2 separate regions of the Homo sapiens genome follow, and region 2 is linked to region 1. A link is a loop called in an ENCODE intact Hi-C map of the cell type or tissue named here. Cell type or tissue: GM12878. All regions are shown on one strand. Each heading gives the region's core, and the rest is flanking DNA. Links, peaks and the distances in the headings are about the cores only.

Region 1 (15,010 bases), core at 3,707-11,706:
GAAAAGCCTGGGACCAGACGGTTTTTAGATTTGGGATTTTTCCGGATTATGGAATATTCGCATAAACATAATGAGATATCTTGGGGATGGAACCCAAGTCTGAATATGAAATTAATTTATGTTCCATATACACCTTATACACATAGTCTGAAGGTAATTTTATACAATATTTTAAGTAAGTTTGTGCATGAAACAAAGTTTGTGTACATTGAACCATCAGAAAGCAAAGGTGTCACTATCTCAGCCACCCTTGTGGACAATCTCTGGTTGGTTGGCCTAACCATTTTTCCAGACTGTAAATGTATATGCTATTGATAAGCAATACTTTCTTACGCTTATTCACATATAAGTACTTAACAGCGGCCGGGCGCGGTGGCTCACGCCTGTAATCCCAGCACTTTGGGAGACCGAGACGGGCGGATCGCGAGGTCAGGAAATCGAGACCATCCTGGCTAACACGGTGAAACTCCGTCTCTACTAAAAATACAAAAAAAAAAAAAAAAAAAAATTAGCCGGGCGTGGTGGCGGGCGCCTGTAGTCCCAGCTACTCTGGAGGCTGAGGCAGGAGAATGGCGTGAACCTGGGAGGCGGAGCTTTCAGTGAGCCGAGGTCGCGCCACTGCACTCCAGCCTGGGTGACAGAGCGAGACTCCGTCTCAAAAATAAAAAATAAGTTCTTAACAGCAAAATATATGCTATGTCATTAATACAGTGAAAAAGTAATGTGTTCAGGGCAACTAAGCAGCAGAGGAGCATCACCAGAAAACCTGGATCAGCTGTGAAACAACAGCGACCCACCCCCCCTCCCCCCACCACCACACCCGACCCCGGCCCCGCCAACCAGGCCAGGTGCTGTGGCTCACACTTGTAATCCCAGCGCTTTGGGAGGCTAAGGCGGGTGGATCACTTAAGGTCAGGAGTTCGAGACCAGCCTGGCCAACGGGGTGAAACCCCGTCTCTACTAAAAATACAAAAATTAACCGGGCCTGGTGGTGCATGCCTGTAATCCGAGCTACTCGGAAGGCTGAGGCAGGAGAATCGCTTGAACCGAGGAGAAGAAGCTTGCAGTGAGCCAAGATCACACCACTGCACTCCAGCCTGGGTGATAGAGCAAGACCCTGTCTCAAAACAAACAAACGAACAAACAAAAAACAGCGACCACAAGTGGCAGGCTTTCAGTCTCCACCTATGATGCAGTGTTTTGATTAAAAGATTACTGTACAATGTATTTTTTTTTTTAATTTTTATTGATCATTCTTGGATGTTTCTCGCAGAGGGGGATTTGGCAGGGTCATAGGACAATAGTGGAGGGAAGGTCGGCAGATAAACAAGTGAACAAAGGTCTCTGGTTTTCCTAGGCAGAGGACCCTGCGGCCTTCCGCAGTGTTTGTGTCCCTGGGTACTTGAGATTAGGGAGTGGTGATGATTCTTAACGAGCATGCTGCCTTCAAGCATCTGTTTAGCAAAGCACGTCTTGCACCGCCCTTAATCCATTTAACCCTGAGTGGACACAGCACATGTTTCAGAGAGCACAGGGTTGGGGGTAAGGTCACCGATCAACAGGATCCCAAGGCAGAAGAATTTATCTTAGTACAGAACAAAATGAAAAGTCTCCCATGTCTACGTCTTTCTACGCAGACACGGCAACCATCCGATTTCTCAATCTTCTCCCCACCTTTCCCCCCTTTCTATTCCACAAAACCGCCATTGTCATCCCGGCCCGTTCTCAATGAGCTGTTGGGTACACCTCCCAGACGGGGTGGTGGCCGGGCAGAGGGGCTCCTCACTTCCCAGTAGGGGCGGCCGGGCAGAGGCGCCCCTCACCTCCCGGACGGGGGGCTGACCCCCCCACCTCCCTCCCGGACGGGGCGGCTGGCTGGGCGGGGGGCTGACCCCCCCACCTCCCTCCCGGACGGGGCGGCTGCCGGGCGGAGACGCTCCTCACTTCCCAGACGGGGTGGCTGCCGGGCAGAGGGGCTCCTCACTTCTCAGACGGGGCGGCTGCCGGGCGGAGGGGCTCCTCACTTCGCAGACGGGGCGGATGCTGGGCGGAGGGTCTCCTCACTTCTCAGACGGGGCGGCTGGGCAGAGACGCTCCTCACCTCCCAGACGGGGTCGCGGCCGGGCAGAGGCGCTCCTCACATCCCAGACGGGGCGGCGGGGCAGAGGCGCTCCCCACATCTCAGACGATGGGCGGCCGGGCAGAGACGCTCCTCACCTCCCAGGTGGGATGGCGGCCGGGAAGAGGCGCTCCTCACTTCCCAGATGGGATGGCGGCCGGGCAGAGACGCTCCTCACTCTCCAGACTGGGCAGCCAGGCAGAGGGGCTCCCCACGTCCCAGACGATGGGCGGCCAGGCAGAGACACTCCCCACCTCCCAGACGGGGTGGCGGCCGGGCAGAGGCTGCAATCTCGGCACTCTGGGAGGCCAAGGCAGGCGGCTGGGAGATGGAGGCTGTAGCGAGCCGAGATCACGCCACTGCACTCCAGCCTGGGCACCACCGAGCACCGAGTGAACCAGACTCCGTCTGCAATCCCGGCACCCCGGGAGGCCGAGGCCGGCGGATCACTCGCGGCCAGGAGCTGGAGACCAGCCCGGCCAACACAGCGAAACCCCGTCTCCACCAAAAAAGCATGAAAACCAGTCAGGCGTGGCGGCGCGCGCCCGCAACCGCAGGCACTCGGCAGGCCGAGGCAGGAGAATCAGGCAGGGAGGCTGCAGTGAGCCGAGATGGCAGCAGTACAGTCCAGCCTCGGCTCGGCATCAGAGGGAGACCGTGGAAAGAGAGGGAGAGGGAGACCGAGAGGGAGAGGGGAGAGGGGAGAAGGGAGAGGAGAGAGGGGACTACACTGTATTTTTTTTAAGGTGAGAAGAAACATCAGAAGCAGTTGAGGGAGCAGGAAGTGGGTCCCCTAGGGACAAGGAGGCATTCTCCTGGATGGCTTTTTAAAATGTTTCCTCCAGAGTCATCTGCCTTTTTTTTTTTTTTTCTATTTTTTTTTGTTTGTTTTTTGTTTTTTGTTTTGTTTTGTGGCAGGGTCTTGCTCTGTTGCCCAGGCTGGAGTGCAGTGGTGTGATCTTGGCTCACTGCAGCCATGACTTCCCGGGCTCACATGATCCTCCCACCTCAGCCTCCCACGTAGCTGGGACCACAGGTGCACACTACCATGCCCAGCTAATTTTTTAAATTTTTTGTAGAGATGGGGTCTTGCCATGTTGCCCAGGCTGGTCTCCAACTCCTGGACTCAAGCGATCCTCCCACCTTTGCCTTCCAAAGTGCTGGGATTACAGGCATGAACTGCCACACCAGGCTTCATCTGCTTCATTACCAATGGTTTTTGTCTTAGACATGATTTTGTTATGAATGCATTCTGCTCTTGCCCCTCAATAAGCTCATCATGCATTTTCTCTTTTTTTTTTCTTTTCTTTTTTTTTTTTTTGAGACAGAATCTCACTCTGTTGCCCAGGCTGGAGTGCAGTGGCTCCATCTCGGCTCACTGCAACCTCCACCTCCTGGGTTCAAGCAATTCTCCTGCCTCCGCCTCCGGAGTAGCTGGGATTACAGGCGTCCACCACCATGCCCGGCTAATTTTTGTGTTTTTTTTTAGTAGAGACAGGGTTTCACCATGTTGGCCAGGCTGGTCTCAAACTCCTGACCTCAAGTGATCCACCCGCCTCAGTCTCCCAAAGTGCTGGGATTACAGGCATGAGCCACTGCACCTGGCCTACAAATCTTTAAAAATGTAACATCATGTCTCGTCTTAAATTTCTGCAACCAGCCAGGTGCAGTGGCTCATACCTGTAATCCCAACAGTTTGGGAGGCCAAAGTGGGAGGGTTTCTTGAGCCTAGGAGTTTACGACCAGCCTGGGCAACATGGCAAGACCCTGTCTCTGCAAAAAATTTATTAGCCTGGCATGATGGTGTATGTGTGTGTGTTCCCAGCTACTTGGGAGGCTGAGGTGGGAGGACTGCTTGAGCCTAGGAGGCTGAGTCTGCAGTGAGCCATATTTATGTCACTGCACTCCAGCCTGGGTAATAGAGTGAGACCTGTCCCCACACCCCAAAAAATCTGCAATCAGCCTGTTGAATATTCAGTTTCCTTAAATTTTCTGTTCATCGTGATAGATCTTGCTTGTTTCACCTTCAGTATACCATTAAGCGGCACATGTTGGATGGATCCATCAGTGCAATGCTGATGGATCTACTCTTCTTTTTTGTTGAGACAGAGTCTTGCTCTGTCATCCAGGCTGGAGTGCAGTGGCATGATCTCAAGTCACTGCAACCTCCATCTCCGGGGTTCAAGAAATTCTCCTGCCTCAGCCTCCTGTGTAGCTGGGATTACAGGCACCTGCCACCACGCCCAGCTAATTTTTGTAGTTTTAGTAGAGATGGGGTTTCACCATGTTGGCCAGCTGGTCTTGAACACCTGACCTCAAGTGATCCACCCACCTCAGCCTCCCAAAGTTCTGGGACTACAGGTGTGAGCCATCGTGCCCAGCCAGATGGATCTACTCTTTCAATACACAATGAAGATCTTCATTTTTTTTGCTTTATGCATTGTTTTTCTCTTTTTCATTAACTTCTGTTCATCATTTTCAGCATATAGAACTTCATCAGTTTATCCTTCTGTTTTTTTCTTTCTTTTTTTTTTTTTTTGAGATGGATTCTTGCTCTTGTTGTCCAGGCTGGAGTGCAGAGGCGCGATCTCGGCTCACTGCAACCTCTGCCTCCCAGGTTTCAATTCTCTTGCCTCAGCAATTCCCTTGCCTCAGCCTCCTGAGTAGCTGGGATTACAGGCGCCTGCCACCGCACACGGCTAATTTTTTTGTACTCTTTTTTTTTTTCATTTTTTTCATTTTTTGAGTTGGAGTCTCCCTCTGTTGCCCAGGCTGGAGTACAGTGGCACAATCTTGGCTCACTGCAACCTCCGCCTCCTGAGTTCACGCGATTCTCCTGCCTCAGCCTCCCAAGTAGCTGGGACTACAGGCATGCACCACCACACCCGGCAAGTTTTTTGTACTTTTAGTAGAGACGGGGTTTCGCCATGTTGGCCAGGCTGGTCTCGAACTCCTGACCTCAGGTGATCCGCCCACCTTGGCCTCCCAAAGTGCTGGGATTACAGGCATGAGCCACCACGCCTGGCCATCCTTCTGTTTCTTTAGGTCATCTACGGTGTTTATGCCAACACCATACTCTTCTGTAGGATATTTCACACCTACACTTCTGTCCCATTTCTCCAGCAACTTGACTTTCTGTGCTATAAACATAACTGCTTCCTCTTTTTCTTTTTTTTTTTTTTTTTTTTGAGATGGAGTCTCACTCTGTTGCCCAGGCTGGAGTGCAGTGGTGCCATATAGGCTCACTGCAACCTCTGCCTCCCGGGTTCAAGCGATTCTCCTGCCTCAGCCTCCCGAGTAGCTGATTACAGGCGCCTGCCACTACACCCAGCTAATTTTTGTATTTTTGGTAGAGACAGGGGTTTCACCATGTTGGCCAGGCTGGTCTTGAACTCCTGACCTCAAGTGATCCACCCGCCTCGGCCTCCCAAAGTGTTGAGATTGCAGACGTGAGCCACCTTGCCTGGCCTGCTTCCTCTTTTCCTTATCACTATTACTCGTAGGGGTATCTGCAGGCCTTTCTTTACACTTTCAACAATATCTTTACACCACGGAACAGAAAATAATAATTAAAAAAACACAGTGAGTGATGTGCATAGATCTCTTCCCTATTTGAGGCATGTGGGGAACCTGCAGTTGGCATGTCTGGCCTGCACATGTGCCATCATGTTACCCCTTTTTTTTTGTTTTTTGTTTTTTGTTTTTTGTTTTGAGATGGAATCTTGCTCTGTCACCCAGGCTGGAGTGCAGTGGTGCGATCTCGGCTCACTGCCACCTCCGCCTCCCAGGTTCAAGTGATCCTCCTGCCTCACCCTCCAAAGTAGCTAGGATTACAGGCGCGCACCACCACACCCAGCTAATTTTGTATTTTTAGTAGAAATGGTTTCTACCATGTTGGCCAGGCTGGTCTCGAACTCAGCCTCCCACCTCAGCCTCCCAAAGTGCTGGGATTACAGGCATGAGCCACCATGCTCAGCCTTGTGTTACCTCTTGTGGACATGCTTTCATGGCGGAATCTGAGTGGGAGTGGAAAAGAGATATCACAGCTGAAGGGGGCTGGGAGCGTCTTTTTTCCCTCAGGAATGCTGAATAAACTGTATGCTGTGTACCTGCATTTTAACTGCCACCTGTCACATGAGGTCAAGTGTGAAATTTTCCACTGTGGCTTCATGTCAGTGCTCAAAGTGTTTCAGAGTTTAGAGCATTGCAGATTTGGGGTTTTCAGATTATGGATGATCAGTCTATAATTAGAATCCTATCAGCCTCAGTTTTCCTCATCTGTAAAATGGGTACCATAAGATAATTATGTAAAGCACATGATAAGCCTGAAATAAATTGTGACTCTTGTTATTAATATAAAGCTGGTATATCCAAGCAACACCGTCTTCTAAAAAGTGTTAGACATGGTATTATAATCAAGAGATGGCCTGCAGGTTAGCCTCTGATACACAAGGACTTCAACCCGGACAGTAAGAGGTCCCCCTGGCTTGCACTGAATCCTCAGCAGCAGGACCCATGGATAGGAGACCAGGACCCACGTTCCAGGCTGTAGCTAGCTTTGAGTCAGCCAGTTCCTTTAATAGGAACAAACTGATGGAAAGAGGAGAACACAGCAGGTTTTGGTAGGGAAGGAACCAAGCCTCTTCCTTCTGCTGGCACAATTCCCTTCTCTCATCCTCATAAGCCATAAGTGAGATAGAAGCCCCAGTCTCCCCTGATTTCACCCAGAGGGACCAGAGGGCACTTCTGGGAAACTGGGCTGATGGAGGAGGGCAAATGGAAAACGCCCCTCCTTTGAGCCTCCACCCTCAAGTACCCACTGGCCAACTCAGAGCTGGGGTTTCAGCCAGACTCCCAGGAGGGGCTGCTTCGAAACTTGGAATAAAGAAACAACAGAATGGGCCAGACACTGTGGCTCATGCCTGTAATCCCAGCATTTTGGGAGGCCGAGGTGGGTGGATCACCTGAGGTCAGGAGTTCAAGACCAGCCTGGCCAACATGATGAAACCCTGTCTCTACTAAAAATACAAAAAATTAGCTGGGTGTGGTGGCGGGCACCTGTAGTCCCAGCTACTTGGGAGGCTGAGCCAGGAGAATCGCTTGAACCGGGAGGCAGAGGTTACAGTGAGCTGAGACTGTGCCATTGCACTCCAACCTGGGCAACAAGAGCAAAACTCTGTCTCAAAAAAAAAAAAAAAAAAGAAAGAAAGAAAAAAGAAAAAAAGAAAAGAAAAGAAACAACTGAATGTAACACATGGTCCTGGATTTTCTTTTGCTATAAAGCATGTTATTGGGACAATTGGCAAAATCTGAATAAGGTCTATAGATTTCAGAAATGTACCATGTTTATGTCCTCATTCTGATTACTGGATCTTGGTTTTGTAAGAAAATGTTCTTGTGTTTAAATAAAAGCACATTCAGTATTTGCAGTAGAGGGGCATTGTATCTGCAGCTTACTCTGAAATGGCTCAGAATGAAACAAATTTAGAGGGGAAATAATAAAGCAAATGTAGCATGTAGAGGCTAAGGGAACTTCATCTTGGATTTTAATCTGCCATATTGACTTCTGATTTTTTTTTTTTTTTTAGAGACAAGTCTTGCTATGTTGTCCAGGCTGGTCTTGAACTCCTGGACACCTTGGCCTCCCAAAGTGCTAGGATTACAGGCATGAGCCACTGCTCCTGACTTCTGATTAACCCCAGTTCCAGGAATGCCTCTATGATTTCTACTTTATCTACTATTAAGAGCTGTAAATCCTGCCCTTTAGGTCAAAACAACCATGATGTTAGCATTGTAAACACTTAATATAAATCCTCTTCTTAAGCAGATTATAGGCTATGTCATACATAGCATTTTTGCCTTTCCCAGAGGGTTGACCTCAATTGTCCTACACATTTCTTCTGAAGCACATATACCCTTTCCCTATGGTATATGAGCCCTGGGTCTTGGGGGTAATAGTACGGGGACCCACTGTCTCACGGCTGCCTGAGACATGACTTCTCTTCTAAGTGTCTTACATGTTTCTTTCTGAGAAACTAGATTTGTCATCCTCTTTCTTCAGCCCATCAGCTCCCTTGGCCTTTGGGGGTAGGTTTGGATATACCTTCTCACCGCAGAACATGGTGAAGTTAAGTTTTAGGGAATCTGCTGAGCATAGTGGCACACATTTATAATTCCAGTGGTGGAAGAGGCTAAGGCAGGAGGATCCTTTGAGCCCAGGAGTTTGAGACTGCAATGAGCTATGATCCAACCACTGCACCCTAGCTTGGGTGACACAGCCAGACCATACCCGGCCCCCTCTCAATCAATCAATCAATAAAGGACTTGGGGAATCTGGGTGAAAGATATATGGGACTTCTTGCAACTTCTATGTAACTTAAAGGGAAACAGGTACCTGGGGAGATATAAAATTGAACTCATTCTCAAAAGCTCAATCCCCACCCCAACTCCACCTTTTCTTCAAACAAACTTCCCAGAATAGCTCTTAAGTGGCTGTATTACCCATACTGTGATAATGAGGGTGGCTGATTAATAACTAATTTACTGTCCCCACCAGGCACCAGCTCACTCAACCTTCAGCATCCCTGTGGAGGCAGATACTATTGCTTTCCCATTTTACAGATGAGCAGACAAACACATAGAAGTTTAGTAACTTTTTTTTCTTTTTTTCGAGATGGAGGAGTTTCACTCTGTCACCTAGGCTGGAGTGGAATGGCATGATGTCTCGGCTCATTGCAACCTCCATCTCCTGGGTTCAAGCAATTCTCCTGCCTCAGCCTCCCAAGTAGCTGGGATTACAGGTGCCCGCCACCACGTCTGGCTAATTTTTGTATTTTTGGTAGAGACAGGGTTTCGCCATGTTGGCCAGGGTGGTCTTGAACTCCTGGCCTCAGGTGATCTACCCGCCTCAGACTCCCAAAGTGCTGGGATTACAGGTGTGAGCCACCGTGTCCAGCCGTGTCCAGCTTTTTTTTTTTTTCTTTTTTTAGACACAGTCTTGCTCTGTCACCCAGGTTGGAGTGCAGTGGTGTGATCTCAGCTCACTGCAACCTCTGCCTCCCGGGTTCAATCAATTCTTGTGCCTCAGCCTCCTGAGTAGCTGGGACTACAGGCATGCACCACCATGCCTAGCTAATTTTTGTATTTTAGTAGAGATGGTGTTTTGCCATGTTGGCTAGGATGGTCTCAAACTCCTGACTTCAAGTGATCTGCCCTCCTCAGCCTCCCAAAGTGCTGGGATTACAGGCATACGCCACTGCACCTGGCCCTTTTTTTTTTTTTCTTTTCTTTTTTTCACTCAGTTGCCCAGGCTGGAGTGCAGAGGCACGATCTCAGCTCACTGCAGCCTCGACCTCCTGGGCTCAAGTGATCCTACCACCTCAACCTCCCAAGTAGCTGGGACCACAGGTATGCACCATCACACCTGGCCAATTTTTTTGTATTTTTTGTAGAGATGAGGTCTCACTATACTGCCCAGGCTAGTCTTGAACTCCTGAGCTCAAGTGATCCACCCACCTCGGCCTCCCAAAGTGCTGGGATTATAGGCATGCACCACCACTCCTGGTCTAGTAACTTTTAAGACAGTAATGAAATCAGGCAGTCTAATACCAGCGTCCCGTCCTATTTTAGAAGCCGACAGACCAGGCTAGGGCCCAGACCTTCCCCTCAGTTTTCCCTCCATGCGTTTTCTTCTTTACAAGCCCAGCTGTCTGGCTCTTGCATCTGGACTCCCAGTAACCCACCTGCCTCCTCACTGCTTGAGACAGAGGTCAGTAGAGGCAGAGGCAAAAAGACTTGCTTTGCTTTATCCAACGCCTCAAGCTCATCAGCAGAGAGAAAACCATATTAGCAGGATCAGGATTAAGATAGTTCAGACAGCCGGGCGCAGTGGTTTACACCTGTAATCTCAGCACTTTGAAAGGCCAAGACGGGCGGATGAGGTCAGGAGTTTGAGACCAGCCTGGCCAACAGGGTGAAACCCTGTCTCTATGAAAAATACTCAAATTAGCCAGGCGTGGTGTTGGGAGCCTGTAATCCCAGCTACTGGGGAGGCTGAGGCAGGAGAATTGTTTGAACTTGGGAAGTGGAGGTGGCAGTGAGCCAAGATCGCATCATTGCACTCCAGCCTGGGAGAAGAGCAAGACTCTGTCTCAAAAAAGAAAAGACAGGGCCGGGCGTGGTGGCTCACGCCTGTAATCCCAGCACTTTGGGAGGCCAAGTTGGGTGGATCACAAGGTCAGGAGATCGAGACCATCCTGGCTAACACGGTGAAACCCCATCTCTACTAAAAATACAAAAAAAATAGCCGGGCGTGGTGGCGGGCGCCTGTAGTCCCAGCTACTTGGGAGGCTGAGGCAGGAAAATGGCGTGAACCCAGGAGGCAGAGCTTGCAGTGAGCTGAGATCGCGCCATTACACTCCAACCTGGGCAACAGAGCCAGACTCCATCTCAAAAAAAAAAAGAAAAAAGAAAAAAGAAAAAGAAAAAGAAAAGAAAAGACAGTTTAGGCAAGAGAACAAGTCCAAGGCTTCTCCTTGAGCCACTCTTCCCAGGTGAGGCTCTACCACTCACTTCCTGGCTGCCTTCCTGGCTGCCTTGGTGACCTTGCTGCCAGTAGCTGCTTTTTTCTCCAATCTTGATGGCCCCAACAGCCACTGTCTGCTTCATGTCACACAGAGAAATGACCTAGGACATAGGGCGTGAAGAAATAGGGGGAATACTTTTCAGAGCAGGAGCTATGGGACACTTGCAGAAGAGGTCAAGTGGGCCAAAAGTGATCATTTGAGTTATATACATGAGCTCATGTTCATTCTCCCAATAATTCACAGTACATCTCTTGTACCCATTTTACAGGTGAGAAAAGTGAGGCAGAGAAGTTGAAGGTCACTTGGCTGCAATGGTTAAAAACCTAGAAGTTGGCCGGGAGCGGTGGCTCACACTTGTAATCCCAGCACTTTGGGAGGCTGAGGTGGGTGGGTCACCTGAAGTCGGGAGTTTGAGACCAGCCTAGCCAACATGGTGAAACCCTGCTTCTACTAAAAATACAAAAAAAGAAAAAGAAAGAAAAATTAGCTGGGCGTGGTGATTGGCGCCTGTAATCCCAGCTACTGGAGAGGCTGAGGCAGGAGAATCGCTTGAACCCGGGAAGCGGAGGTTGCAGTGAGCTGAGATTGCACCATTGCACTCCAGCCTGGGTGACAGAGCAAGACTGTGTCTCAAAAACAAAAAGAAAAAGAAACTAGAAGTCTCACACCAGTGCTTATATTCTTAGCTGCCCAACTCTCCTGCTGCCATCAGCAATGATGACAGGGAAAGCTTTCCTTTTGGTGCAGTCACCTTAGCAAAGGAATGCTCCCAGCCTCCAAGCAACCAGCAATTCCCCCATGCCCATCACAACCCATGCGGTGGTTCTCACAGTCAACTGGCAACCTGGGTGTTGCTTCTCCTGAGGTTTTTTGTTTGTTTGTTTTTTGTTTTTGGGAGACGGAGTTTCACTCTTGTTGCCCAGGCTGGAGTGCAATGGCGCGATCTCAACTCACTGCAACCTCCACCTCCTGGGTTCAAGCGATTGATTCTCCTGCCTCAGCCTTCCCAGTAGCTGGGATTACAGGCGCCTGCCACCATGCCTGGCTAATTTTTGTATTTTTAGTAGAGACAGGGTTTCATCATGTTGGCCAGGCTGGTCTTGAACTCCTGACTTCAGAAGATCCACCCACCTCAGCCTCCCAAAGTGCTGGGATTACAGGCGTGAGCCACCGCGCCCAGCCCTTGAGGGTTCTTGAAGGCATCCCTGACTTCATGTTGCAGAGAAAAGGCTTCGGCTCCTGGCTTTGTGTCTCATAATATTTTTGGTATGGGTAGGAAGACCTAACCCAACATTGCAAGATTTATGTTGGCAGCCTCTTTAGCCCAGCTCTAAAATTAGCCTTTATAGATTCACCCTTTTCCCCATTAACTGGGAGACCTGAGGGACTTGTTCTTCTTGCTCAGGCACAAATGTCTAACATATAGCACAGAACCTGGCACAGAAGCACTACGTGAAAGAGCCTACTCCCTAGATATTTGAGTTCAGAATGTAGTTCAAGCCCAGCCATGCAAGTGATACCTGGAGAGTCTAAGAAACATACTCCTAGGCTGCAGCCTTAACCAGGTAACTCTATCAGGGTGTGAGCCTCTAGGTTTAAAAGGCTTCATCAGTGGTTATGATAATCCAGCAGGTTTGAAAGCCACCGTCCTAGACAGCAGGAAGGGAAAAACCTCCCTACCCATCTCTGCTCTACTCACCTTCTCTAGAGCAGTGTTTCTCAAACATTGATGTGACGTCCATTTACCTGGGGGATCTTGTTAAAACGCAGATTTGAATTCAGCAGGTCTAGATGGAGAATGAGATTCTTCTATTTATCTTTCTTTTCTTTTCTTTTCTTTTTCTTTTTTTTTTTTTTTTTTTTTTGAGACAGGGTCTTGCTGTGTCTCCAAGATTGGAGTGCAGTGGCGTGATCATAGCTCACTGCAGCCTCAAACTCCTGTGCCCAAGCCATCCCCCCACCTCAGTATCCCCAAGCACCACCATGCCCAGCCAATTTTTAAAATGTTTTATAGAGATGGGGGTCTCGCTATTTTGCTCAGGCTGGCCTCAAACTCTTGGCCTCAAGCAATCCTCCTGCCTCAGCCTCCCAAAGCACTAGGATTTCAGGTATGAGCCACTGCGCTCAGCCAGATTCTGCATATCTAACTCCCAGAGCATGCCTGTGAAGCATGTCCATGAACAACACTTTGAGTAGCAAGGCTTTAGAGTGGCCCCCACCTTGCTGTGATACCAGGCAAGCCCCCTTCTCTCTGTGGGCTCTTCTAACCTGGCTCTCAGATCCTTGTGACTAGGTTCTACTGCCTGGCTCAGGTGGCCAACTGGCTTCCTGGACCCAGAAGGAGGAAGGGGCAGCCCCAGTGGCCAGGTGCTGTTGGGTCTTACTGAGGGGCGGGTAGTCTGAGAAGCTTTCCACGCACATGGGCTTGCCCAGGATCATCTGGGCGATGGCCAAGTCCCCAGACTTCAAAGCTCTGGGGTTGTCTTCCACTTTGTTGCCCAAGCGCTGGTTTGCAAACTTGCTGCTCTGCAAACATGCAGGCAATGTGGGCTGTGTGGCAGTACAAAACTGGTGAGTAGCCAGCTGTGGTGCAGCCAAGGTAGTTGAGAATGATCACCTGGAGGCCACGGTGGGATGGGGAGGGGAGAAAGGGGGGCATCAGCTAAGCCCCATGCAAAGGAGGTGACCCTGATCATCTAAGAGGTCAGGCACCTTGGGCACATTTTATTTTTTAATTTTTTGAGACAGAGTCTCACTCTGTTGCCCAGGCTGGAGTGCAGTGGCACGATCTCTGCTCAGTGCAACCTCCGCCTCCCAGGTTCAACTGATCCTCCTGCCTCAGCCACCCTAGTAGCTGGGATTACAGGCACATGCCACCATGCCCAGCTGATTTTTGTGTTTTTAGTAGAGATGGGGTTTCGCCATGTCTGGCCTGGCCAACATGTGTCCAGCCCCAGAATCTGTATTTTTGAAACACCTTCCCAGATGATTGTAAACCACTTGGTTTAAGAAATACTGCTTTTCAGCCAGGCATGGTGGCTCATGCCTGTAATCCCAGCACTTTGGGAGGCCGAGGTGGGCGGATCACTTGAGGTCAGGAGTTCAAGACCAGCCTGGCCAACATGGTGAAGCCCCGTCTCTACTAACAATACAAAAATTAGCTGAGCGTGGTGGCACATGCCTGTAGTCCCAGCAACTCGGGAGGCTGAGGCAGGAGAATCGCTTGAACTTGGGAGGCAAGGTTGCAGTGAGCTGAGATCCTGCCCCTGCACTCTAGTCTTGGCAAGAGTGAGACTCATTCTCAAAAAAAAAAAAAAAAATATTGCTTTTCAAGATGTTGTTGTGGAAACTAACAGATTCATTGAAGTACATTGGTTTGTTCAAGGGTGCACACAAATAAAAGGCAGAGTAAGAATTCTAACCCAGGCAGTCTGACTCCACCTCCACAGTGGTCAAGAGTCTAATACAGAGCCCATGCCCTGTGACCACTCTGAGTGAGCTGGCAGCCCTAGGAGCAGCGGGACATGCCCCTCAGTGGGTGTCTCACCTGGGAGACAAAGCTCGCCACCTCTGAGGGCGGGTCATTCTTGCTGTCCTGCCAGGTCACCTCGCCTGATGTCCTTTACTGATACGTTCTTCACATGGAAGCCCACCTTGTCACCAGGCAGGGCCTTGGTGCATCTCCACAGACTCGACTTCCATGGTGATGTTGCATGGGGCGAAGGTCACCACCATGCCTGCTTCCACCTGCCCCACAAGCACAGTGCCAATACCTGGAGGGACAGAGCACCCAGGGCCATCAGCAACCAGACCCCAGTAGGCCCCCAACCCCAAGCACCTCCACAAGGCATGAACTTATCCCCAGTCTTGTACCTGCCTGTCAGGGGCAGCTGCAGAGGCTTGTCCGTGGAGTGGGTAGCAGTGTGATTGAGTCCAGTGCTTTTAGCAGTGTCACACCTGCCACATTCCATTCCTTCCTGGTGACCTTACAGCCTTCAAACCAGGGCATCTGTAAAAGCCACCAAATGTGCAGCTCACTCAGCCCAGAGAGAGCGCAGATCTGATCCAGGGCCCAGCCTGCAATTAACATGAACCTCAAGGGATGCATTCTAAACCTTGGTTTCCCCATCTGTGAAACAGAGATCTCACCATCTACCTTACGGGCTGTTGTAAAGACACAGAAGACCACACATGAGCCATCCCATGACATCTACTGTGCACTTGCTAAATGATGATGATTAAATCTCACAGGCACTGTGAGATTGGCTCCCTGCATCAAGCTAATATATTTCAGAAAGCAGAGATT
Region 2 (15,010 bases), core at 3,557-11,556, 170 kb before region 1:
TTGTGTTTGAATTCTGGCTCCTGTTACTTACATGCCTTAAACAGAACACTCTCCTGAGCTTGATTCTCACTCTGTAAAGTGGGGATAATAATGCCTTCTTTGTAGGGCTCAGAATAGTATGTGAAATGTATCTGTCACGGTGCCTGGTACAAAGTAAGGCTGTTGTTATTACCATTATTCTTTAAATGATCACTTTCACTTAGGGATTTGTCACTAGTTCTTCACAATGTTTTATCCCCATTTGCCTTTCTCGAGCCTGGGGACTCATAGAGGACGGTAGACCCTTAAAGCTTCAGAGGCAGCTGCCTGGACCCTCACTTTAGAGCAAAGGAAAATCACCTTTAGCCAGGCGCAGTGGCTTACGCCTGTAATCCCAGCATTTTGGGAGGCCGAGGCAGGCAGATCACTTGAAGTCAGGAGTTCGAGACCAGCCTGGCCAACACGGTGAAATCTCGTCTCTACTAAAAAATACAAAAATTGGCCAGGCATGCTGGTGCATACCTGTAGTCCCAGCTACTCGGGAGGCTGAGGCAGGAGAATCTCTTGAACCAGGGAGGCAGTTGCAGTGAGCCGAGATCCTGCTACTGTACTTCAGCCTGGGCTACAGAGGAAAACTTTGTCTCAAGAAAAGAAAAATTACCTTGTATTCAGATTCTATCCAGATGACTTCTCTTAAGAAAATAGTAACAATTGTAAGAGACCATCAGAGACATGGACAGATTTAGAATTACTGAATCTTAGATCCCCACTCTTTTATCGTACTTGGCTATGTTGCCTTGAACAAACTACTTATCTTTCGAGATCTTGGTTTCTCTATCTGTGAAATGGGATAATAGTATATCCTAGAATCATGAGAACTAATGAGGTAATGAGTTTAAATTGCCTAGTACAATTTCTTATACACAGTAAATCACAGACCATCTGTTATATCTTGCCACTTAGTGATCTTCCTAGAGTTTACCTGCCTAATTATGGAGTACAGTGGACAAATGGGCAGATTTGTATTTGAGTTCCACCTCCTGTTACTTACAAGCCTTGTCACCTGAAACAAATTGCCCTACTGAGCATCAAAGTCTTGCTGCTCAAATGAGAATAATAATGCTTACCATATAGGTATATACATATGTATTTATGTATATACACACAACATACATGCCTTATAGGGCTCAGAGTAATAATATGCTAGAGTACAAATGGGGCTCCAGTGGATTCCATAAGTCCTTTACAGTACAGACTTTGGTAATTATCCACAAAAATGCATTTTATGAATAGTTCCAACTCTTAAAACATCTTCAAAGCAAATCTTAGTCTTATAGTCCTGAAGCACCATTTTGTTTCCTTTGCTTCCTTGAAACACCATTCTTTTTTTTTTTATTATACTTTAAGTTTTAGGATACATGTGTACAATGTGCAGGTTAATTACATATGTATACATGTGCCATGCTGGTGTGCTGCACCCATTCTTTTTTTTTTTTTTTTTTTTTTTTGAGACGGAGTCTCGCTCCGTCGCCCAGGCTGGAGTACAGTGGCGCAATCTCGGCTCACTGCAAGCTCCGCCTCCCGGGTTCACGCCATTCTCCTGCCTCAGCCTCCCAAGTAGCTGGGACTACAGGCGCCCGCCACCATGCCCGGCTAATTTTTTGTATTTTTAGTAGAGATGGGGTTTCACGGTGTTAGCTAGGATGGTCTCGATCTCCCGACCTCGTGATCCGCCCGCCTCGGCCTCCCAAAGTGCTGGGATTACAGGTGTGAGCCACTGTGCCCGGCCAGCTGCACCCATTCTTAATTGGAATTAGTTGCTGAAAGGAAACCAAATTGTTTGTATGCTGATTACACCTCCATTTCCTAAAAGGCATAAAGAAAAAAGATTAGGGCAGGCACAGTGGCTCATGCCTGAAATCCCAGCACTTTGCGAAGCCGAGGCAGGTGGATCACTTGCTGCCAAGAGTTCAAGACCAGCCTGGCCAAGATGGCAAAACACTGTCTGTACTGAAAATATGAAAATTAGTCAGGCATGGTGGTGCACACCTGTAATCCCAGCTACTTGGGTGGCTGAAGTGCAAGAATCACTTGAATCCAGCAGGTGAAGGTTGCAGTGAGCCGAGATCACAGCACTGCACTCCAGCCTGGGAGACAAAGCAAAACAGTCTCAAAAAAAAAAAGGAAGAAAGGAAAAGATCAGGAGGAAATATACCAAAATGCTGTGTGTTTTTTTTTTTTTTTTTTGAGACGGAGTTTCACTCCGTCGCCCAGGCTGGAGTGCAGTGGCGCAATCTCGGCTCACTGCAAGCTCCGCCTCCCAGGTTCACGCCATTCTCCTGCCTCAGCCTCCCGAGTAGCTGGGAATACAGGCGCCCACCACCACACCTGGCTAATTTTTTTGTATTTTTAGTAGAGACGGGGTTTCACCGTGTTACCCAGGATGGTCTCGATCTCCTGACCTCGTGATCCGCCCATCTCGGCCTCCCAAAGTGCTAGGATTACAGGTGTGAGCCACTGTGCCCAGCCTGCTGTGTTTGTTTTAAATGGTGGTTTTATTAGCAAACTGGTTTTATTAGCAAATGTTTTCAGTTTTCCACATCCTCTGCACTGTGATAATTTTTATGCCACATACTTTCAAAATGAAGGAAAATTAATTTTAAAATATTTGTTGCAAAAATCAGTCCACAAGTCAAATGCAGTGATGTGCACCTGTAGTCCCAACTACTCAGGAGGCTTAGGCAAGAGGATCGCTTGAGCCCAGGAATTCGAGACTATAGTGCATTGTGATCATACATGTTGATAGCTGCTGGACTCAAGCTTAGGCAACATAGCGAAACCCCATCTCTAAAAAAAAAAATGGTCCATAAGATTTTACTGTGAACATGTTCAGATAATAAGCTCTGTCCTGATCACATGTCTTCCAGCTATAAACCTGATCTGATCTGGTCTGATGGGGAGTGGGAATGTCCTGATACTTACTGGAACTCCACAAATTTTCTTTCATGGCTCTACAATGACAGCCCTGTCAAGGTATGTGATTATATGACTTCTTATTTATCTCCTATGAAGAAAGAAAGTGCAAGGAGCCAAACTCTGGAGTAGACAACCACAGCAGCAGCAATAATAAACAGGAATATCAACATGGGGGCAGTAGGGACTGGGACACTTAATGGATGTTAAAGGTTTCTCCTTTAATCTTCCCTGGCTCCCTTAGAGTATAAGTTTTCTTCTCCTTTAGTGTTGTTTTTTTTTTTTTTTAATTGAGACAGAGGCTCACTCTGTCACCCAGGCTGGAGTACAGTGGTGCGATCTCCGCTCACTGCAACCTCTGTCTCCCGAGTTCAAGTGATTCTCCTGCCTCAGCCTTCCGAGTAGCTGAGATTACAGGGGCCCGCCACCTGGCCGGCTGATTTTTGTGTTTTTAGTAGAGACAGGGTTTCGCCATGTTGGGCAGGCTGCTCTCGAACCCCTGACCTCTGGTGATCCGCTCACCTTGGCCTCCCAAAGTTCTGGGATTACAGGCGTGAGCCACCGCACCCGGCAATCTCCTTTAGTTCTTAACTTTGACAATATAGGTTTAAACAGTGGTAAATTTACATAGTAGACTAAAAATAGTAATTACAATTCCCAGACCACTACAGAAAAAATAAACTCTATTAAGCAAACAAATGTTATAAATGAGAAAACCACCAAAAAGATATTAAAACATATAATAAAATACAAAGAAAACATATAAAAGACATACAGGCCAAGCATAGCAGCTCATGCCTGTAATCCCAGCACTTTGGGAGGCCAAGGCAAGCAGATGACTTGAGTCCAGGAGTTCAAGACCAGCCTGGGCAACGTAGTGAGACCTCATCTCTACAAAAAATAAAATTAGCTGGGTGTGGTGGCACGGACCTGTAGTCCCAGCTACTCGGGAGGTAGTCCCAGCTACTCAGGAGGCTGATGTGGGGGGAGGCTGACGTGGGAGGATCACTTGAGCCCAAGAGGTCAAAGCTGTAATGAACCTAGATCACGCCATTGTACTCCAGCCTGCGTGACAGTGAAACCCTGTCTCCAAAAAATAAAAATAAAGAAAACATATAAGATACACAAAACCTACAAAATTAAATGGTAGGAATAAAATGCAGATGCCTACAATCCCACCTACTCTATGTTGATTTTATAGTTTAACTCTCAAGGGACACACTTACTTCCCTTATATCCAAATCCTTGGGGGAATGTTGCCTACCCAGTACGCCTCCCTATAATCAACACTATGAGGCAGTGCATAATGGCTGCCCATTTACAGTTTGTATTTTAGCGTACTTGCAAAGTAGCGGAAACCCTAATCTTCACTGTAGCAAATTTCACGATTGTACATGTTCTAGATTTGTTGTGGATTTAAAAGGAAAATCTTAAGTGTAAAAGCAGTTTGTACTGAGGTACCTTGGTAGTTCATAAATCTCTAAGGGTCTTGGCCAGGTGCAGTGGCTCACGCCTGTAATCCCAGCACTTTGGGAGGCCAAGGCAGGCAGATCACGAGGTCAGGAGATCGAGACCATCCTGGCTAACACAGTGAAACCCCATCTCTACTAAAAATACAAAAAGAAATTAGCCAGGCGTGGTAGTGGGTGCCTGTAGTCCCAGCTGCTCAGGAGGCTGAGGCAGGAGAATGGTGTGAACCTGGAAGGCAGAGCTTTCAGTGAGCCGAGATCGCGCCACTGCACTCCAGCCTGGGCGACAGAGTGAGACTCCTTCTCAAAAAAAAAGTCTAAGGGTCTCATTGGGTCTCTATTACTAAGCTCAGAAAATGGGAAGAAAGAAAAAAACAGATTCTATATGATGCACAGAGACAGATTAAGAGTGGTTTTCTAAGGCCGGGCGTGGTGGCTCACGCCTGTAATCCCAGCACTTTGGGAGGCCGAGGCTGGTGGATCACGAGGTCAGGAGTTCAGGACCAGCCTGGCTAACACGGTGAAACCCCGTCTCTACTGAAAATACAAAAATTAGGCCGGGCCTAATTTTTACATGCCTGTAGTCCCAGCTACTTGGGAGGCTGAGGCAGGAGAATGGCGTGAACCCGGGAGGCGGAGCTTGCAGTGAGCCAAGATGGCGCCACTGCACTCCAGCCTGGGCAACAGAGCGAGACTCTGTCTCAAAAAAAAAGAAAATACAAAAATTAGTCGGGCGTGGTGGTGGGCACCTCTAATCCCAGCTACTCGAGAGGCTGAGGCAGAGAATTGCTTAAACCCGGGAGGCGGAGGTTGCAGTGAGCAGAGATCGTGCCACTGTACTCCAGCCTGCGCAACAGAGCGAGACTCTGTCTCACAAAAAAAAAAAAGAGTGGTTTTCTGGAACTTGATGAATGTTTGTGACCTCCCAGATGTGCAGTTCATCCCTAGGTAATGAACTCTGATGTGATGTCATATCGTAATTGTCTGCATATCTGTCTCTGCTAGTCTCTGCTGGATCGTTGAGGGCAAGAACTCTGTTTTATTCACCTTGGAAACTCAGTGTCTGCCACAGTGTGAGCCTCATGGTAGTTGCTGAATAAATAGGAAAAGTAGGTGGGTGTTGAACCAAGAATTCAGATTGTTAATACCCCATTTGTCTCTGAAATGGCGTCTATGTATATATGTTCAGGGTGTATACCCCTCGAGCTAGGTCGCTTGCTACGTGAGGTTACAGTCTAGTGTTTGTGCTTAAGGAGTATCACAGAAGGAAAAATGACTAGCCAAAGATGCAGGATTGGGAAAGGGAAGAAAATATCAACCCCAGTGTCATTTAAAAAGCATGACTAGCTAGACAGCCTGAACTTTTTTGGCTTTTTTTTTTCTTTTCTTTTTTTTTTGAGAGGGAGTCTCGCACTGTCGCCCAGGCTGGAGTACAATGGCACGATCTCGGCTCACTGCAACCTCCGCCTCCTGGGTTCACACAATTCTCCTGCCTCAGCCTCCCGAGTAGCTGGGAGTACAGGCGCACACCATCACACCTGGCTAATTTTTTGTATTTTTAGTAGAGACGGGGTTTCACCATGTTGGCCAGACTGGTCTTGAAACTCTTGACCTTGTGATCCACCCGCCTCAGCCTCCCAAAGTGCTGGGATTACAGGCGTGAGCCACCGCTCCCGGCCGGCCTCTCTTAAACAATAATTCCTAAGCAACCAGGACCTTCTGTGTGGGTGTGCCTCAACCCATCTTCACAGTAGCTTCGCAGACATATGGGGACTGTAGATTCTCCTTCATTTCTACCAGGATTTATTGAGAGCCGGTGCCGTAGCATGCCGCATGCTAAGCCTTGGAAATGCTGAATGAATGGTTTCTGCTCTTAGGGAACTACAGTCTGAAGAGAAAGACAGACATACAAACAAAGTACATTGTAGGGTGACCAGTATGATAGTAGAAGTATGTCCTGAGGTCTCCACAATCCATAGACACTGGTTCGAATGCCAAAGTGGAGGGTACTGCATTAGCTTCTGTGGGATGAAGGAGTGCATGGTTGTGTCTGTCCTTGACAGGCTGAGTGTACAGGGAGCGTTCACATCACCTGAGGACTCTGAGAAAGAGGAGGTGTGGCAAGGAGACACCTTTATTCACTCTGAGCCAGAGTCTGGGCACACTGTCACTTTTATCCCTCCCTCTCAAACCCCTGTGAGGTGGGTGATATTTGCCTTTGGATTTTGTTTGTTTGGTTGGTTTTGTTTGTTTGTTTTTATAGATAAGTAACTAACTTAAAAGGTAAAGTTACCTGCCTAAGACCCCTTGACTACTAGGTGGTGGAGCCAGCTATGAACCTCAAAGCCCTTGATAATCTTGTAACCAGGCATAAACTCTGATATGATGTCATATTGTAATTGTCCACATATCTGTCTCCTCTGCTAGTCTCTGCTGGATGGTTGAGGGCAAGACCTCTGTTTTATTCACCTTGGAGACCCAGTATCTGCCCACAGTGTGAGCCCCATGGTAGTTGTTGAGTAAATACTTATTGAATAAGCGGATGGGTAGGTGTTGAATGAAGAATTAGGATTGTTAATACCCCATTTTTCTCTGAAATGGCTTTTACATACCTGTTCTTGAATTGATCTTGAGTTGTCCTTTTCAATTCTGTGACCCATGATGCCCAGACATTGATAATCAAGTACCAGACATTGGATTGAACTAGTTACAAATAATGACTATTCTTCTATTTCTCTTTGGCACTTAACTAGCTTCCATAGGAGAAACTTCATACCAATGTGAATGACTCTAAAACAGGCAAGAAATGGGAATTTTAAACTTTTAATAAATCTCTTTTTGCCGTGATGAATTGAACATGGTTTCAGTTTTGTTTTTGTTTTTGTTTTTGAGACGGAGTCTCGCTCTGCTGTTGCCTAGGCTGGAGTGCAGTGGCACGATCTCGGCTCACTGCTACCTCCGCCTCCCAGGTTCAAGCGATTCTCCTGCCTCAGCCTCCCAAATAGCTGGGACTACAGGCATGTGCCACCATGCCCAGCTAATTTTTTGTATTTTTGGTAGAGACGGGATTTCACCGTGTTAGCCAGGTTGGTCTCTATCTCCTGACCTCATGATCTGCCTGCCTTGGCCTCCCAAATGGTTTCAGTTTTTATCTTGTATTGGCCACTCTGTTATAAAATATGCTGCATTTAACATTTACATTAAGATATTCCATGTATGATTTATCATTCTTCAGCTAAACCTTGAAGTAAGAAAAAGAATTTGCTATTTTTTTTTTTTTTGAGTGGGATTGTCTTAAGACTTTTTTTTTACGTAAGTAAGGCTGGGATTATATAGTTGGAAAACAGCCTGCCATGGGTTCAGATACCTGATTTGTAGTTCCAGCTTTTGAAACTGCCTAGGGGCATGGCCCCAGGCAGGTCCTCTCCTGTTCATTTCTCCTCTTATAGAAAAAGTGATTTACCAGATGATCTTTAAAGCAAGCTCTCCCAGCCCTGACATGTATCTCTGCAGCAGGGTTTCTCTACCTCAGTACTGTTGACATTTAGGGCTGAATATTTCTTTGCTGTGGGGGCTGTCCTGTGCATTGTAGGACGTTTAGTAACATCCCTGGTCTCTACCCACTAGATGGCATACCACCCCCGTTGTGACAATCAAAAATGTCTCTAGACTTTACCAAATGTCCCCTCCAGAGCAAAATTGCCCCCAGTTGACAGCCACTGCTCTAGACTAAGTTTCTTGCTTCCAAATAGAGCCTTACCAAAGTGTATTACATAAAGAAGTCAAGTGGTTTTACTCCTCATGACCAAATATTCTTTCCCTCCTTAGGATGAGGTGGTAGTAAATGACCGATGGGGTCAGAACTGTTCCTGTCACCATGGAGGATACTATAACTGTGAAGATAAATTCAAGCCACAGAGCTTGCCAGATCACAAGTGGGAGATGTGCACCAGCATTGACAAGTTTTCCTGGGGCTATCGTCGTGACATGGCATTGTCTGATGTTACAGAAGAATCTGAAATCATTTCGGTAAGAGCACCTTTGAGTTTTTTGTTTTTGTTTTTTTTTTTTTAACATGCAGTATGATTTATTTTATATAATGTTCAAAAGCTTGCAAAAACAGCATATTGTTTACAGATGCATATTTTGGAGGTAAAATTATGAAGAAAAGCGAGATCATTATAAACAAAATTTAGGAGGGGGCTGGGATGGAGAAGGGCATGCAAAAGGGCTTTAACGGTGTTGGTTGTAATCTATATCTTAAAGTGGGTGTGGGTAGTAGGGTGTCCAGTTTTTTATTTATTTATTTATTTATTTATTTATTCTTTATTGATCATTCTTGGGTGTTTCTCACAGAGGGGGATTTGGCAGGGTCATAGGACAATAGTGGAGGGAGGGTCAGCAGATAAACAAGTGAACAAAGGTCTCTGGTTTTCCTATGCAGAGGACCCTGCGGCCTTCCGCAGTGTTTGTGTCCCTGGGTACTTGAGATTAGGGAGTGGTGATGACTCTTAACGAGCATGCTGCCTTCAAGCATCTGTTTAACAAAGCACATCTTGCACCGCCCTTAATCCATTTAACCCTGAGTGGACACAGCACACGTTTCAGAGAGCACAGGGTTGTGGGTAGGGTCACCGATCAACAGGATCACAAGGCAGAAGAATTTTTCTTAGTACAGAACAAAATGAAAAGTCTCCCGTGTCTACCTCTTTCTACACAGACACGGCAACCATCCGATTTCTCAATCCTTTCCCCGCCTTTCCCCCCTTTCTATTCCACAAAACCGCCATTGTCATCATGGCCCGTTCTCAATGAGCTGTTCGGTACACCTCCCAGACGGGGTGGTGGCTGGGCAGAGGGGCTCCTCACTTCCCAGTAGGGGCGGCCGGGCAGAGGCGCCCCTCACCTCCCGGACCGGGCGGCTGGCTGGGCGGGGGGCTGACCCCCCCACCTCCCTCCCGGACGGGGCGGCTGGCCAGGCGGGGGGCTGACCCCCCCACCTCCCTCCCGGACGGGGCGGCTGGCCGGGCGGGGGCTGACCCCCACCTCCCTCCCGGATGGGGTGGCTGCCGGGCAGAGACGCTCCTCACTTACCAGACGGGGTGGCTGCCGGGCGGAGAGGCTCCTCACTTCTCATATGGGGCGGTTGCCAGGCGGAGGGTTTCCTCACTTCTCAGATGGGGCGGCTGGGCAGAGACGCTCCTCACCTCCCAGACGGGGTCGCGGCCGGGCAGAGGCGCTCCTCACATCCCAGACGGGGCGGCGGGGCAGAGGCGCTCCCCACATCTCAGACGATGGGCGGCCGGGCAGAGACGCTCCTCACTTCCTAGATGGGATGGCGGCCGGGAAGAGGTGCTCCTCACTTCCTAGATGGGATGGCGGCCGGGCAGAGACGCTCCTCATTTTCCAGACTGGGTAGCCAGGCAGAGGGGCTCCTCACGTCCCAGACGATGGGCGGCCAGGCAGAGACGCTCCTCACTTCCCAGACGGGGTGGCGGCCGGGCAGAGGCTGCAATCTCGGCACTTTGGGAGGCCAAGGCAGGCGGCTGGGAGGTGGAGGTTGTAGCGAGCGGAGATCACGCCACTGCACTCCAGCCTGGGCACCATTGAGCACTGAGTGAACCAGACTCCATCTGCAATCCCGGCACCTCTGGAGGCCGAGGCTGGCGGATCACTCGCAGTTAGGAGCTGGAGACCAGCCCGGCCAACACAGCGAAACCCCGTCTCCACCAAAAAAATACGAAAACCAGTCAGGCGTGGTGGCGCGCACCTGCAATCGCAGGCACTCGGCAGGCTGAGGCAGGAGAATCAGGCAGGGAGGCTGCAGTGACCCGAGGTGGCAGCAGTACAGTCCAGCTTCGGCTCGGCATCAGTGGGAGACCGTGGAAAGAGAGGGAGAGGGAGACCGTGGGGAGAGGGAGAGGGGGGAGAGGGAGAGGGAGAGGGGAGTTTTTTGTTTTTTTTAATGAAATGGGGTCTTGCTCTGTCATGCAGGCAATAGCGCAGTGGCACGATCATACCTCACTGTAACCTCAAACTCCTGGGGCTCAAGTGGTCCTCCCACCTCAGCCTCCTGAGTAGCTAGAACTACAGGTGTGCACCTCTACAACCAGCTAATTTTTAAATTTTTTGTAGAGACAGGGTCTTGCTATGTTGCCCAGGCTGGTCTCAAACTCCTGGCCTCAAGAGATCTAGCCTCAGCCTCCCAAAGCACTGGATTACAGGCATGAGCCATGGCAGCTGGCCTGAGTTCACTATTTTTTAACTATGGATCTCAAACCACTTTTTATTATTATTATTATTATTATTACCTTCTAACATACTATATGATTGATTTTAATTATTTTTTTCCTCTTTTTTTAAATTTTACTTTAAATTCTGGGATACAAGTGCAGAGTGTGCAGGTTTGTTTCATAGGTATACATGTGCCATGATGGTTTGTTGCAAACTATCAACCCGATATCTAGGTTTTAAGCCCCACATGCATTAGGTATTTGTCCTAATGCTCTCCCTCCCCTCACCCCCACATTCCAACAAGCCCTGGTGTGTGATGTTCCTCTTCCTGTGTCCCATGTGTTCTCATTGTTCAACTCCCACTTATGAGTGAGAACATGTGGTGTTTGGTTTTCTGTTCCTGTGTTAGTTTGCTAAGAATGATGGTTTCCAGCTTCATCCATGTCCCTGCAAAGGACATGAACTCATTCTTTTTTATGGCTGCAAAACCAGCTTTTTTATGTAAGAGTGATGTCCAGCTTCATCCATGTCCCTGCAAAGGACACATTCTCTTTTATGGCTGCAAAACCAGCTTTTTTATGTAAGAGTGATGGAAGTACTCTGGATAGAAGTGCAGGTCAATAGAACCCTTTTAAGGACATTGAATAGACTAACAGAAACCTGTCCTAAGGAAATAATTAGAGTTACACAAGAAAGTTGTGCAGAGGTCCTTCCCAGGATTATTTGTATGTATGTATGTATGTATGTATGTATGTATGTATGTATGTATGTGTATATTTATTTATTTATTTATGAACGAACTTCACTCTGTCACCCAGGCTAGAGTGCAGTGGTGCGATCTCGGTCTGCTGCAACCGCCGTCTCCCGGGTTCAAGCAATTCTCCTGCCTCAGCCTCCCGAATAGCTGGGAATACAGGCACGTGCCACCATGCCCAGCTTATTTTTGTGTTTTTAGTAGAGACAGGGTTTCTTCATGTTGGCCAGGCTTGTCTCGAACTCCTGGTAACCATAAAAATGTTGACAAATTTAATATGGGTTAATGTTTAGAGCACTGAATGAAAAAACAGTTACATATTGGCTGGGCACAGTGGCTCATACCTGTAATGCCAACACTTTAGGAGGCCAAGGTGGGAGGATCCTTTGAGGCCAGGAGTTCAAGACCAGCCTGGCCAAAATAGAAAGACCCCATCTCTATTATTATTATTATTTTTAATAAAGTTACATATTGGCTGGGCATGGTGGTGGCTCACACTTGTAACTCCAACACTTTGGGAGACCAAGACAAGAGGATTGCTTGAGGGCAGGAGTTTAAGACCAGCCTAAACAACATAGTGAGACCCCATCTCTATTTTAAAAAATAAAAATAAGTGGCCAGGCACGGTGGCTGACACCTGTAATCCCAGCACTTTGGGAGGCCAAGGAGGGTGGATCACAAAGTCAGGAATTCGAGACCATCCTGGCCAATGTGGTGAAACCCCGTCTCTACTAAAAAATACAAAAAAAATTAGCTGGGCGTGGTGGCACATGCCTATAATCCCAGCTACTCAGGAGGCTGAGGCAGGAGAATTGCTTGAACCCAGGAGGCAGAGGTTGCAGTGAGCTGAGATTGCGCCACTGCACTCCAGCCTGGGTGACAGAGCTAGACTCCGTCTGAAACAAAAATTTTTTTTAAATAATAATAAATAAATAAAATAAGTTACATATTATTACAACTATATAAAATTAACTACATAGGAAAAAGACTAGAAGAAGACATCAAAAGTTAATGGTGTGGTGTCACTTGGAGTACTGTAATGAATTCTTATAATGAATTCTTTAATTCTTTTTTTTTTTTTTTTGAGATGGAATTTCGCTCTTGTTGCCCAGGCTGGAGTGCAATGGCACGATCTCAGCTTGCTGCAACCTCCACCTCCCGGGTTCAAGTGATTCTCTTGCCTCAGCCTCCCGCATAGCTGGGACTACAGGTGCCTACCACTGTGCCCAGCTAATTTTTGTATTTTTAGTAGAGACAGGGCCTTCACCACGTTGGCCAGGCTGGTCTCAAACTCCTGACCTCAGGTAATCCACCTGTCCTGGCTTCCCAAAGTGCTGGGATTACAGGTGTGATCCACCATGCCTGTCTGAATTCTTCAAATTCTGTAATGAATTTAAAATTTTCTCTATATAACCTTAGTTTTTCTGAGCTGCCTGGATATGTATAATACCTGTTCAAGGTCACAGTAAAAACACACACACCCAAATCCCACTCCAGAAGTCTTAAAGAATGTATCTCTTGGCTGAGCACGGTGGCTCACACCTGTAATACCAGCACTTTGGGAGGCTGAGATAGGTGGATCACAAAGTCAGGAGTTCAAGACCAGCCTGGCCAACATAGTGAAACCCCATCTCTACTAAAAATACAAAAATTAACTGGGCATGGTGGTGCGCACCTGTAGTCCCAGCTACTCGGGAGCCTGAGGCAGGAGAATCACTTGAACCCAGGAGGCGGAGGTTGCAGTGAGCCGAGATTGTGCCACTGCACTCCAGCCTGGGAGACAGAGCAAGAGTCCGTCTCAAAAAAAAAAAAAAAAAAAAAAAAAGAACGTATCTCTTTATAGCAGTTTTCCCAAAGGGGCAGCATGTTCATTTATATAGCCCAATGCGTAAGGAATGTCCTGAAATTCTCAGCTTCCCTGCCCACACCTCATGTTTCTGGGGCATGACCCTTCCCACTGCACTCAGCACCATGAGAAGTACAGTGTCACAGGAAGTGCTCCATGGCCACTCCCTGAAATTCAAGTTAATATAATATAGCCTGATTTTTCATTTACTCACATGAGCCTAACCTGCTTTTATAGTGACAAAAATATATATAGAGAGAGAATTTTTAGCTCAGGTGCGGTGACTCATGCTTGTGATCCCAGCACTTCGGGAGGCCAAGGCAGGCAGATCACCTGAGGTCAGGAGTTTTGAGACTGGCCTGGCCAACGTGGTGAAACCCTGTCTCTACTAAAAATAGAATGATATTAGCTGGATGTGGTGGCGCATGCCTGTAATTCCAGCTACTCAGGAGACTGAGGCAGGAGAATCGCTTGAACAGGGAGGTGGAGGTTGCAGTGAGCCGAGATGCAGTTGAGCCAAGATCACGCCATTGCACTCTAGCCTGGGCGACAAGAGTGAAACTCCAGCTCAAAAAGAAAAAAAAAAAAATTAAAACAGCAGAGGATATTTAAAAAACAGAGTGTGCCCTAGATTCTTTTTCTTCTCTGTCTATTTTAAGCATGATGCCAGGCTTGGCATTCATAGCTAGACTTTCATTGTTTCTGTTCTCTCCAGGAACTGGTTCAGACAGTAAGTTTGGGAGGCAACTATCTTCTGAACATTGGACCAACTAAAGATGGACTGATTGTTCCCATCTTCCAAGAAAGGCTTCTTGCTGTTGGGAAATGGCTGAGCATCAATGGGGAGGCTATCTATGCCTCCAAACCATGGCGGGTGCAATGGGAAAAGAACACAACATCTGTATGGTGAGTCTTGTCTTCTGTTGTGTGTAAGAACAGAACAGTGCCCCATCCGGAACTGGTATCTCCTTGGGTCCACAATGTCACAAGCCAGGCTGGAAGTTGCCTTGAGAAAATCCAGAAGGTTATTTTCCTATAAAATTTGTACCCCATTTGAGTTATGTCTCAGGCTACTTGGTTATCTTTGACTAGTGAAGGGAGAGAGTGGGTTTGGTGAAAAGGGAAGGAGCAACAAAGCATCAGTCAATTTATTGAGATTATTACCCTGCCCCCTAAAAATAGTAATAATGAATGCTTGGATTGTACGGAGCCCCATCCAAAATTCTTTCCATTCATACTTGGACTTCTGGATCTAGTTATTTGATCTTGGGCCCCATTTTTTCCACTGCAGAATGGAGTGATGATGCTTTATAGTGTTGTGAGGATTAAATGAGATGAGTGCCAGGCACAAACTCAGTGTTCAATTAAAGGGAACTGCTTTTATTATACCAGAGAGCTTAGGTCTCTGGATCTAATCCCTCTATTAATCCCTCTGTTTTGGATGAGTTTCTGTTTAGTGGTTGTCTTAGTCCATTTTCTGTTGCTATAACTGAATCCCACAGGCTGGATTTTTATTTTATTTTATTATTATTTTTTAGACAGTCTCACTCTGTCACCCAGGTTGGAGTACAGTGGCAGAATCTCAGCTCACTGCAACCTCTGCCTCCAAGGTTCAAGCAATTCTCCTGCCTCAGCCTCCCAAGCAGCTGGGATTATAGGCACCCGCCACCACGCCCAGCTAATTTTTGCATTTTTAGTAGAGATGGGGTTTCACCATGTTGGCCAGGCTGGTCTCAAACTCCTGGCCTCAAGTGA

What was found. A loop is a pair of places that touch in the nucleus more often than their neighbours do. Peaks named below come from ENCODE experiments on the same cell type or tissue, not always from the same donor. Only the 100,000 strongest peaks of a DNase experiment are listed, where the experiment ranks them.
Region 2: it touches region 1 in a loop (7-fold over the local background); 9 of 110 quality-filtered maps call a loop at or near these places.

The regions. Positions count from the first base shown.
Region 1 is chr1:23,675,985-23,690,994 of GRCh38, reverse strand. No RefSeq gene overlaps it. Among named protein-coding and RNA genes, the nearest start is that of RPL11, 8.3 kb to the left of the region's middle. In GM12878, for the core only: no CTCF peak of the experiment used is centred there; no DNase peak of the experiment used is centred there.
Region 2 is chr1:23,847,800-23,862,809 of GRCh38, reverse strand. FUCA1 (alpha-L-fucosidase 1) reads left to right here. Exons shown (of 8, transcript NM_000147.5): 4 at 2,907-3,012; 5 at 8,250-8,450; 6 at 13,971-14,161. Among named protein-coding and RNA genes, the nearest start is that of FUCA1, 13 kb to the left of the region's middle. In GM12878, for the core only: a CTCF peak has its summit at 8,046 (motif pointing right); no DNase peak of the experiment used is centred there.